Linked DNA regions of Homo sapiens: region 1 is linked to region 2. A link is a contact called in ENCODE Hi-C or POLR2A ChIA-PET data. All regions are on one chromosome and are shown on one strand. The core of a region is the stretch at or near the end of the contact, and the rest is flanking DNA. Distances in the headings are between cores, read along the strand shown.

Region 1 (5,782 bases), core at 358-2,857, 77 kb before region 2:
TGTCCTATGCCAGATTCCTCATCCTTCCTAATCCTAGGGACACAACCCCTTGCCAGTCATCCCATAAAGTAGTTTTCTTGGTTATTCCTGTAACAGAACTGTCTGTAGACCGTCATCCTTCTCCCAAAGACTGCAGCCACTCTGCGAATTATCTTCACAGAGCACTTTAAGCTGGACCACTCCAAGGATGAGGACCTGGAGGAAGCATTTGGATAGATACAGCCTGTGTCGTGCTGCACTGGGAGGGGGTCATCCCAGTGTGGTTCCAGGATCACGGCTCTTGGAAATCCCAGTAAGGATGTCTTATTCTAGAAAATAAGCTTTATGGTTAGCAAAGGTGGCTATGTTCTCCTTATTAATGGGTACCATTGGAAGACAATGCATCCCTGGACCTACTCACTAGGTCACTTCCATGGTGAGGCTCCAGTCCCTCCACACAGGTTCACTCAGGAAAATCTCTTATTATCCACGCAACAAGATCCTATTTGCCATGTTGTATTCACTTAGACCCATCTTTTAGCAGCTGTGACTTATGCACATCTTCATCTCTACGGTATCAAAATCCAAGATCTCTAAACCAAATGTGGGCGGTGGCTGGAATTTCCCCATCCTGTGGGCAGCAACTTTTGGAAACACTAACAGAATAGAATAAAAAAAGAGGCTGGATTCTATTTGCAGCTTAACACCAACCGCTGAATGAAGCCCTGACTCCCCGTTTTGATGTGCTACCAAGTTTGAATCATGCTGACACATGCCCATCTGTCAGGTGGAATAATGGGGTTTTGAGTGGCTTAATTGTAGCCCAAGTATTAAAGCCCTGCTGAGTTACACGGTGTTGAGTTAAGGCATGTCCACAGTAAAGAGAATGCTCTTCTCTGCCTGAACCAAGGCAAAGACAGAGCTCTTTCCACTAATGGTGACTCCTAGCCACAGATCTGTTGCTAAAAGGAAAACAAGCCCATCTCCTGTTTGTTCTTTAATAGCCTCATCTCTGATATAAGCAGCCTTCCCACCTCCAGAAACTCAGCATTAAAGTGACATCATTGAAATTTGCCATAAATACTGCAAGCACTTTTTTCAAAATGATCTGGTTTATGAGCAGGGTAGCGTAGCCATAACAAGCACCCCTTTCAATACCAACTAATTCTATTTGAAATAGCCTGTCCATTTTTCCATCCCAGGGTCTCTCACCCCTCCTACTTAAAATGCAAAGCAGAATTAAGATTTTGAACTCTAAAGTCAGACATAACTAGATTCAATCCCAGCTCTGAAAATCACCATGGGGTGCGAAAGTTATAAAACATGTTATCAAAATTTTAACACTCCTTCCATCAAGAGTTGGGGTCCATTGCCCTTGAATCTGGGCTCTGTGACTGCTTTACCCAATAAAGTACAACAGAAGTTATGGTACCAGCTTCTGGATGCAGACCTTAAGAAACCAGCAGCTTCTACTTGCTGTCTCCTGGGGTGCTCCTCCTTCTCAGAGCCCAGTCATCCTGCTGGGAGGAAGCTCAACAGCTCATGGAGAGGTCCACGGAGAGGAGACCCAGGTCCTCAGGCCCATGGCCCCAGCTGGGCTCCCAGCCAACAGCCACCACCAATGTGCCAGTCCTGCAAGTGAGCCATCTTGTAAGTAGTCATCTAGCCCCAAGGCTATGAATAATGCTACTGTGAACATTCATCTACAAGTTTTTATGTAGACATATGTCTTCATTTCTCTTGGGTATTTTCCTAGGAGTAGAATAGCTAGACCATATGGTAATTCTATATTTGACAATTTGAGGAACTGCCAATCTGTTTTCCACAGAGGCTGCACCATTTTAGATTCCCACTAATGATATATGAAGACTCCAGTTCTCTTTATCCTAGCCAACACATTTTATTATATGTCTTTGTGCTTATAGCTATCCTAGTGTGTGAAGTTTTATCTCATTGTGCTTTTGATTGCATTTCTCTGATGGCTAATGATATTGAGCATCTTTTTATGTGTTTATTGTTCATTTGCATATTTTCTTTGGAGTATGTCTATTCAGATCCATTGCCCATTTTTAATTGGGTTGTATGTCGTATTATAATTATTTGTATATTCTAGATATTTAACAGTTATTTGTATATTCTAGATATCAATTTGCAAATATTTTCTCCCATTCTATGGGTTGTCTTTTTTTTTTTTTTTTTTTTTTTTTTTGAGACAGGGCCTTGCTCTGTTGCCCAGGCTGGAGTGCAGTAGCACAACCATAGCTCACTGCAGCCTCAAATTCCTGGACTCAAGTGATCCTCCTGCCTCAGCCTCCTGAGTAGTGGGGACCCAGGCATGAACCACTGTGCCCAGCCCTTTTTTGACTTTCTTGATGGTCTCCTTTGAACCACAAAAGTTTTTGATTTTTATGAAGTCCAATTTGTCTGTATTTTCTTTGGCTACTTGTGCTTTAGGTGCCATATCTAAGAAACTATTGCCTAATCCAAGGTCATGAAGATTTACATCTATTGTTTTTAACAAGTGTCATAGTTTTAGCTTTTACAATTAGGCTTTGATCCATTTTGAGTTAATTTTTTTATATGGTGTGAGGTAGGACATCCATTTAATTCTTTTACATGTGGATATCCAGCTGTCCCAGAACCATTTATTGAAAAGACTATTCTTTTCCCCATTGAGTTATCTAGGCACCCTTGTTGAAATTCAATTGACTGAAAATTTGAAGATTTATTTCTGGACTCTCAATTGTATTCCATTGGTCTGTATATCACTCCTTATGCTACTAACACAGTATCTTGATTACTATTGCTTTATGGTAAGTTTTGATACCAGGAAATTGAGTCTTCCAACTTTGTTCTTCTCTTTCAAGATAATTTTGGCTATTCTGAGTCTCTTGCATTTCCATATGAATTTTAGGATGATTTTATCAATGTCTGCAAAGAACCCAGCTGGAATTTTGATGGAGATTGCACTAAATGACTCTATAGATCTTTTTGGGGAGTGTTGCCATCTTAGCAATATTAGGTATTCTGATTCTTGAACATGAGGTGTCTTTCTATTTATTTAGGTCTTGTTTAACTTCTTTTAATAATGTTTTGTAGTCTTCAGAGCATTTAAGTTTTGTACTTCTTTTGTTAAATATATACCCAAGTATTCCATTCTTTTTGATGCTATTGTAAGGGACAGTTCTTGCTCTTTTTTCATTACTAAGAAGGTCTTCCTTGCTAATGGCTCTATCTTACACAGATATTTCAGTTATGTAGGAGTTTTAGGCTTCTGGTTAAGCCTTAGCTATTTTACAATTAATCAACTGGAAATAAACTACATAATAAAGATTTTCCTTTGCCCTGATCCAATAGGGTCTAACAAATTAAATTTATATTTTCAAGGAGCTTACTTTTCATTTTATTTACTTTTGTTTCTCAGTTCAAATGCAATTAGCAGGAAAACAAAATGTGGCCCACTATGCTTTCCTCAGACCTATGTTAAATAACCTTATTTTAAAGAAACATAAAGCAGAAGTCCTTTCCCAGCTACTTTCCTTGAAAAGAATTCTATTCTTTGGGCTATTTCTGTATGCCCTTTCGGCAATGCAATCTTTAGTCTCAACATATGTGGATTTCAATTTTCTTCTTTCTTGAGAATAATTAGAAAAAGCATAAAATGGAGTTTAGAAATAGAAAAGAGATGATATAAAAGAAGAGCAGTGGGAATTTTGCAAAGAAACCTTGACAGAAATGAAGGTCGCTGAGGGCAGGGCCTTTTGTGCCTTGAATAGCTCCTGCTTGGTGAGGAGGGGCCTGCCGAGGGACTCTAGTGCCCAGCAGGGCATGGCCTGGCTGTGGCTTCAGAAATCAAAATCAGAAAGAAACCAAAATGGGCTTCTTTTTTTGTTAGCGAAAAGTTTCAAATATACCAAATTTTAAAAATACATATTTGTCATAATGAACAAATATAATGTACCTCCAGGAACCCACCAACCCAGACTCAACAATCATCAACTCGTGGTCATTTCATCTATAAACCCACCAATCCCCCACCTCCACCTCTGATTATTTGGAAGCAAATCACAGACATTACATTGTTTCACCTACAAGCCTTTCACTGTATATGTATATATCCATATCTGTGTGTGTGTCAGTGTGTGTGTGTGTGTATAATTCCTTAACATTATAAAATATTCAACCAGGTTCAAATTTGTCCATTACCACATAATTTGTTTTCCTGACAGATTTTTTGGATCGGGATCCAAAAACTTATATAAAGTTTCATGTGTTATAATTGGTAGATGTTTCCCTTCGAGTCTTTTAATCCATGTTCCAATGAAGATCCAGGCACAAGGGAAAATGCACATAAATCGTCCGCAACAAAGCAAAATTCTTAACCACTTTAAGCAACCAATAACAGTGAGTATAAATTTCACAAGTCATAGATTCAAAAGCACAAAAATGTAACTTCATTTTACCAATTTTTAACTTGAGCCCCTCATTCTGTCTTTAGTTTGAAAACTCAACCCAGCCTCAGATAAATTTAATCAAATGCAGTGAGTTTTCCATTTTAATCACATTCAGAACACACCTTCCTGGATTTCTACCTGGAGCTGATGCTATCCACTTAAATGCAGCTTGTGGTGGTGGGGAGGAGCTTATCTGAGCTCCTCCTGTTTCTTTTCCCCCCTCTACATTAATTTTTGATTGCTGTGTAACAAACTACCACAAACTTAGCAGCCTAAAACAACACTCATTTGTTAGCACAGAGTTCTGTAGGTCGGAAGTTCTGCACAGCATGGCTGGCTTCGCTGCTCAGGGGGCAAAGTCCTCTGGAGACTTTGGGGGAAAATCCACTTCCAAGCTCATTCTTGTTGTTGGCAGAATTCAATTCTTTTTGGTTGTGAGACTGCAGTCCTGGTTTCCTTGCTGGCCGTTAGCTGGGAGATCACCCACGTCCTTGCACATGAACCCCTCCATCTTCAAGCCAGCAAGGCTGCATCAAATCCATCGTGGGCTTCAAACTTGACTTCCTTATCTGTAGCCAGAGGGAGAAAACTGCTTTTAAAGGGGTCACGTGACTAGGTTGGTTCCCCTCGCCACAGATCATCTCCCTATCTTCACACCAACTTACGTGGTAACTTAATGACACCTGCAAAATGCCATCACAGCAGCTTCTAGGTGCATATATACCAGGGACTTGGAACCAGGGCAGGGCGATGGGGGTCTCAGAAGTCTGCCTACAATGGTCTCCATGAGACACAGCTGCATCCTCAACTGTCCACGCCATACCTTCTGATGGTGGGTCTCCTCATCCAGTCTCGAGTCCTGCTTGCTCGCTCGCTCTCTCTCTCTCTCTCTCTCTCTCTCTCTCTCTCTCTCTCTCTCTCTCTCTCTCCTTCTCTCTCTCTCTCTCTCTCCCAATTAACCTCCAGAAGTGAGAAAGGCAGGACTGGGGGCTGAAAGAGAAGTTTCCCCCCAGTGTGTTGTAAACTGCAGCTCCAGCCTTTCCTAAGGGGAGCTGGATGGCCCTTCAGAGTTGGCCCAAACCGAGACAAGGAGGCTGGGCTTTTATATCCCCACATTGCCCAGTCACTTGGCACAAGCACAGAGACTGGATGAGGAGACCCACCACTTCTTGGAGGAAGGGGGTGATGCCTTATCTTGTGGAAGGGGGTGATGCCTAATCAGTTCCCTGTGGCTGAGGGCAGTTTCTGATGAGGGACCCAGCTGAGAGACACCTGCTGCTCTCAGTTGCTGTGAGATGGCTGCCTCTTCCCAGAAGAGGGGACACCAGTGAGTGCTACAACAATATCCA
Region 2 (6,149 bases), core at 2,386-4,885:
AAATCCAGGCCAAGGTCATGGGGTGTATGAGGGCGTGGAAGAAGATGAGCCCAGATGGGGCACACAGAGCATGGGGGACAATGACAGGTGAAGTCTGAGGGAGAGGAAGGGACCAGGCCACACAGGGTCTCATAGGCACCCTTAAGGAATTTTGTCTCTATCCAGACACTAGCAACAACTGCAACATAATGACACTGTCCTCACAGGTTCACAAGGATTGCACGCTGGGTTCTAGACAGAAATATAATTGTAATTAAGCATTAATCAGGCTGCACTCTGGCCCACTTCCTTGCTGCTGAAAGTCACTCGGCACTAGGTACTGACCACTGGCATCCCCATTGCTCCCACAGACAGGATTGCTGACATTAATGTCCTAAGACTGCCTAGGAATTGATTTGCATCCCCATTGTTCCTATAGACAGGATCACTGACATTAGAATCATAAAGTCTTCGTTTAAGGATTGCTTAAGATGTTTCTCAGAGCCCAAATTCCAGTGAAACAGCTGACACCAACCAGTGTGAAGACCCCACGGAGGAATGGAATCAGCAAGAGAACACAGCTTCTTCCTCTCCTTGTCCCATGACTTCACCCTGCACTCTTCAGCCAATCAATAATCTCCACATTTTGTCCCACTCCAAACCCTTAAAAACCCTAGTCCAAAACTCTTCATGGAGTTGGATTTAAGGTTCCTTCCCATCTCCTTAGTAGGTGGCTCTGTAATTAAACCTCTTCCTCTGCTGCAAACTGATGTCTTGGCATATTGACTTGCTGTGCGCATCAGGCAACAAACCTATTATGGTTACAATAATAGCTCATTATTGAATTATTGAACAACACTTACTGGAAACTATGTATCCTGAATATACAAAGAACTTTTGCAACTCAGAAATAGAAAGACAAAAATCCATTCAAAAATAGGGTGAAAGCCTTGAATAGACATTTCTCCAAAGAAGCTACACAAATGGTCAGCAAGCACATGAGAAGATGCTTATGTTATTACTCACTAGAGAAAGGCACATTAAAACCACAGTGAGATACCACTTCACTACCACAGTGAGATGCCACTAGGATGACTGTAATTTTTTTTAAAGGAAAATAATAAATGTTGGCAAGAATGTAGAGAAATGGAACCCTCATACATTGCTGGGAAGAATGTAAAATGATGCAACCACTGTTAAAAACAGTTTAAGCAGTTTGGCAGTTCCTCAAAAAGTTGAACATGAAGTTACCATAGCACCCAGCAATTCAATTCCTACATATATACTCAAAAAAATTGAAAATGTATGTTCACACGAATATCTGCACATGAATGTTCATAGCCACATTATTCACAATAGCCAAAAATATAAACAACCCAAATAACCATCAACCGATGAATGAATCAACAAACTGTGGTACATCCATACAATGGAATATTATTCAGTTATAAAAAAGAAGGGAGTGCTGATTCATGCTGCAACAGGGATGAACCTTAAAAACATTATGCTAAGTGAAAGAGGCCAGAGAGTGAAGGTCACATAGCGAATGATTCCATTCAAGTGAAATGTCCAAAATAGGCAAACTCGAAGAGATGGAAAATAGATGAGTGGTTGCCAGGGAACAGGCAGAGGGGAAAAGTGACTGCTTACGGTTTCCATGGTTTCCTCTTGCAGTGATAGAAATGATTTGGAATTAGACAATGGTGACGGTTGCACGACATTGTGAATATACTAAAATCCATGGGATTGTACACTTTAAAATGATGCATTTTATGTTATGTGAGTTTTTGTCTCAATAAAAAAATTGCAAAAAAAAGAAAAAAAAAGGAATTAAGAAAGCAAAAACAGGCAGGGCACGATGACTCACACCTGTAATCCCAGCACTTTGGGAGGCTAAGGCGGGAGGATCACTTGAGGCCAGGAGCTCGAGACCAGCCTGGCCAACATGACAAAACCCCATCTGTACTAAAAATACAGAAATTAGCTGACTGTGGTGCTGGGCACCTGTAATCCCAGCTACTTGGGAGGCTAAGGCACAAGAATCCCTTGAACCCAGGAGGCAGAGGTTTCACTGAGCCAAGATTGCACCACTGCACTCCAGCCTGGGCGACAGAGTGAAACTCTGTCTCAAAAAAAAAGAAAGCAAAAACACAAAAAAGCAAAGAAATTTCTCCAACTGCAATCAGAAAAAAAGGCAGAAGGAGGCTGGGCGTGGTGGCTCACACCTGTAATCCCAGCACTTTGGGAGGCCGAGGCGGGCAGATCATGAGGTCAGGAGATCAAGACCATCCTGGCCAACATGGTGAAACCCTGTCTCTATTAAAAATACAAAAAATTAGCCAGGCGTGGTGGCAGGCACCTGTAGTCCCAGCTACTTGGGAGGCTGAAGCAGGAGAATGGCGTGAACCCAGGAGGCAGAGCTTGCTGTGAGCTGAGATTGCGCCACTGCACTCCAGCCTGGGAAGACTCCGTTTCAAAAAAAAAAGGCAGAAGGTGAAGCCAGAGAGATTCATAGCATGAGAAAGACTCAATACACCATCGGTGGTTTGAAGAAGGAAAGGGCAACGTGACAAGGAATGCAGATGGCCTTAAGGAGCTGTGAAAGGCCCTGGCTGACAGCCAGTAAAGAAACAGGGACCTCAGTCCTTCAGCCACAAAGAACCAAATGCTACCAACAACCTGAGTGAGCTTGGCAGAGATTCACCCGCAGAGCCTCGAATGGAATGCTCCCCTGCTGACAGCTTGATTTCAGCTTTGTGAGACTCTAGGCAGAGGACCCAGCTGAGCCCCACTGCACCCACCCTTTGAACCTACAAAACTGTGAGATAACGATGGATATCGTTTTAAACTACTAAATTAGTGGCAATTTGTTAGGGCAGCAATAGAAAACCAATACATTGGTTTCTTAAACACTTAGTTTCTACCAGTGTATTAGTTTTCCATTGCTGCCCTAACAAATTGCCACAAATTGAGTGGCCTACAGAAAGGTGGTTTGGCTGGACGTAGCATCCCTGCATCATTTTATCTAGTGCTGACTGCAGCATGAATATGGATAGGAATGTCGAGCGTAGGAGAAAAGACAAGAAGACAAGGAAGGAGGTGAGGACGGGGCCATGAGGACTGCTTCAATACATGGCCAGACGGAAAGCCACCAATAGGAGGAGGAGCCATGAGGCTCAAGAAGAGGAAGGTAGTGCTGTGTTACGGTCATTGCTTTGATCAATGCTGTCTCAGACAACAGAATACACTCTAGCTAATTTAAATAAAAGACATGTATTTAAAGTCACTAGCAATTCATAGAATTGTTGGGAAAAGCAAGGACACAGAGGCTAGGCTGAGCTTCCAGGAATAAGTGTCAGAGGAGCTGCTGCCTCTGCCATCATCAGGGAGTCATCGATCTGGAAGCTACATCCCTGCTCTTGGCTGGAGAACCTTCCTGCCCTGCTGCGATGCACAGCAGCAAAAAGTGATGCCTCCAGCCCTGCCTCCCTGCCCAGCATCTCAGTTTCAAATGACAGTCCCAGAGAGGGCGCCTGATGGGTGGAATTGAAACCTCAACTGGAAACAGTGGAGAGGGAATATGGAAAATGTCATTTTTAGCTTTCTCTCCACTGCCAGGAAGGTATGCAAAGCAGGAATAGAATGAATGCTGAATGAGTCAGCCCACAGTATCTTCCTCAGAAGGCAAGGAAGGCCAGTGTTTGAAAGAGGGAGTGGTTAGGCTGGCAGTGTCAGATGAGGCTGAAAGAGACAACGAACCTTTCCGGAATTTAGTAATGACAGGACACCTAAACAAAGCTGAACCAATGCATCACAGAAGTGGAGTCCTTGAAGAATGAATATAAAGTGAGAAAACGAAGACAGTGCCTATTATCAAGTGTTTCCAGAAACTTGGCTGTGTAGAGGTGGAAAGAGACAGGGCGGAGCTGCAGGGGTGAGGGGTGTGGAGGGACAACTCAGAGTCAATTTCCCTTCCTCTCCTTTGACTCTGATTGGTTTGGTTTCCAGATGTCTAAAAACCGATGAGAAAGTCCTTTGCGGGGGGAGGGGGTAGATATAAAGATAAAATAGATCATTCAAAGGGGAAAAGGGCTAATCCATACAGTGAGATTTCCGAGAAGGCAGCAGGGGTGGGGCAGGGAGGCCCAGAGCGCAGGTGGAGAGTGAGCCTGGTGTGGAGTTAGCCACTTCTCCCCAGAGGAAGGCAAGGATGTGGAGGGTGAAAGCGGGCTCGCAGACACGGTAGGAGAAAGACAGGCACAGCCATCTGGTAGCTTCTATTTTCTCTGTGAAGTGGGATGCTCAGTCATCGGCTGAGAGGGAGGAGGAGGAGCGGGCAGCTGAGAGCCAGGAGAGGGACAGCGCGATGGGTCCTCTGGAGAGTGAGAGGGCGAGGGGGGCCACAGACACAGCGAGGGGGGAATATCACACCCCCTGAGCATGGCAGGACCTGCGCGCTGGGGTGTGGCTCTCCTGGAGCAGAGAGAAAGTATGCACACACACACACACACACACACACACAGACACAGACACACAGAAACACAGACACACAAACACACATACACACAGAAACACAGACACAGACCCCCACACACGGACACACAGACACACATATATGATACTTCTTGTCTCATCTGGGATGGGGTTTTTGCCAGATGGGTACAACACTAAGAAAAAATGAGCTTGGGAGTTGGTTCTGTGAACACCTAGCTGGTTTGAGAAGAAAACAGAAAGGTGAGGGCTGAGGGAGTGGGAGAAACAGAGGCCGCGGCACCACTCCCAACCAGGTGGCACCAAGAGCCAGCGTGGCAGAGGAGGGGGGAGGTGCGGGAAGCAAACTGCGGGAGAAGAGGTCGCACTGAGAGAGTGCCGCTGCTGACTTAGGGATGTGCAGTCTTTTGAATGATTGCTATTTTCCAGATCCTGTAATAGACTAAATGATACCCCAGAGAAATTCGAATAATAGTGATGACACGTCCACAGGGGGCAGATTTACCAAGAAACCTAAGCTGTAAGGCCTGTCACCTGTAAGCCCTGGGAGGGGCCCTAGCAGTTTTTATGTTTGTTATTTTGCATATATGCACAAGCTTCAGGGACAAAACTTAGGTCCACCCACGGGCCCCTCCCCAGGCCTTGGAAAAGGACATGCACATAAGGAACACCACAGTCAAAGTTTCCTCAGCATCACGCCATCTCCATCCCGTCATGACATCTAACTGCACTGAAAGAAATGAGCATCTAGCTGAGGTTAAGTTTCTGCACATGTGCGTATGTGTATTGCATAGACTTTAAGGTGGCCCCATGACCCCTGTGACTTGCTCCTAACCAACAGAATATGACCAACGTGATGCAGTGTGACTCTCAGGATTATGTAGTTATATAAGACTTGGTCTGTTTGAAAGATTTGAAGAAGCCAGCTACCCTGAGGTCTACATCTTTCCACAGCCTTGGTGAGTTTGGATGGAGACCCTTACCCATGGGAGTCTCGAGATGAGAACGCAGCCCTGGTCAGGACCCTGATTGCAGTTTTGCTGAGGACCCAGCTAGGCTGTGCCCAGACACCTGCCCCACAGAAACATAATAAATGTGTGTTGTTTTAAGCCATTGAGTTTACGGTAATTTGTTATGCAGCATAAAAAAATGGATACAATAAGTAAACATAAGGATAATAGTCCTTGCTTTGCTGGGTTGATGTGAGGATTGTATGGGATATGTGAAGGTGGTGCTATGGTGTGAATGACTGTGTCCCTCCCTCCAAAATGCAGGTGTTGGAACCTAATCCTCAACGTGGTGGTAGGTTTACCACCTGAAGCAGAGAACAGCCCTCACCAGATACTGAACCAGCTGGTGCCTTAACATTGGACTTCCAGCCTCCAGAACTGTGAGATGTAAGTTTCTGTTCTTTATAAATGACCCAGCCTCAGGCATTTTGTTATAGCAGCAGGAACAGACTAAGATAGTGGCCAACACAATTCCAGGTGCCTGGTAATGCTTCCCTTCTGCCCCTTCAGGGACAGAAGTTCTAGAAAGAAGCAATAGGTCTAGTGAGAAGCAACTCATCCCAACTCTATTAGAGTTGACTTAGAGGCCCAGGCCAATTTAGTTGGTGGGACAGTAAGTGTTTTAGAAGTAGACTTGGGTTCAGATCATGGCTCCATTACACCCCAGCT

Evidence for each region. A loop is a pair of places that touch in the nucleus more often than their neighbours do. ChIA-PET counts read pairs that join two places held with the same protein, here RNA polymerase II (POLR2A). Pooled maps may share reads with other maps.
Region 1: a map of dorsolateral prefrontal cortex shows a loop between it and region 2 (11-fold over the local background). The contact joins two enhancer-like sites. A Hi-C loop is called at or near these places in 6 of 168 maps with a recorded cell type or tissue (PC-9, dorsolateral prefrontal cortex, endothelial cell of hepatic sinusoid and 3 more) and 1 of 50 pooled maps. POLR2A ChIA-PET finds 5 or more read pairs at or near these places in 2 of 52 experiments (AG04450 and PC-9).

Annotation. Positions count from the first base shown.
Region 1 is chr18:8,870,029-8,875,810 of GRCh38, forward strand. No RefSeq gene overlaps it. Among named protein-coding and RNA genes, the nearest start is that of GACAT2, 170 kb to the left of the region's middle. Within about 2 kb of position 1,608, at least 2 of the 41 ENCODE cell types and tissues checked have a DNase peak (open chromatin) inside an H3K27ac peak, as active enhancers do; they include dorsolateral prefrontal cortex, where a contact is called at or near this core.
Region 2 is chr18:8,945,161-8,951,309 of GRCh38, forward strand. No RefSeq gene overlaps it. Among named protein-coding and RNA genes, the nearest start is that of NDUFV2, 150 kb to the right of the region's middle. RefSeq lists an enhancer at 3,457-4,229. Within about 2 kb of position 3,636, at least 5 of the 41 ENCODE cell types and tissues checked have a DNase peak (open chromatin) inside an H3K27ac peak, as active enhancers do; they include dorsolateral prefrontal cortex, where a contact is called at or near this core.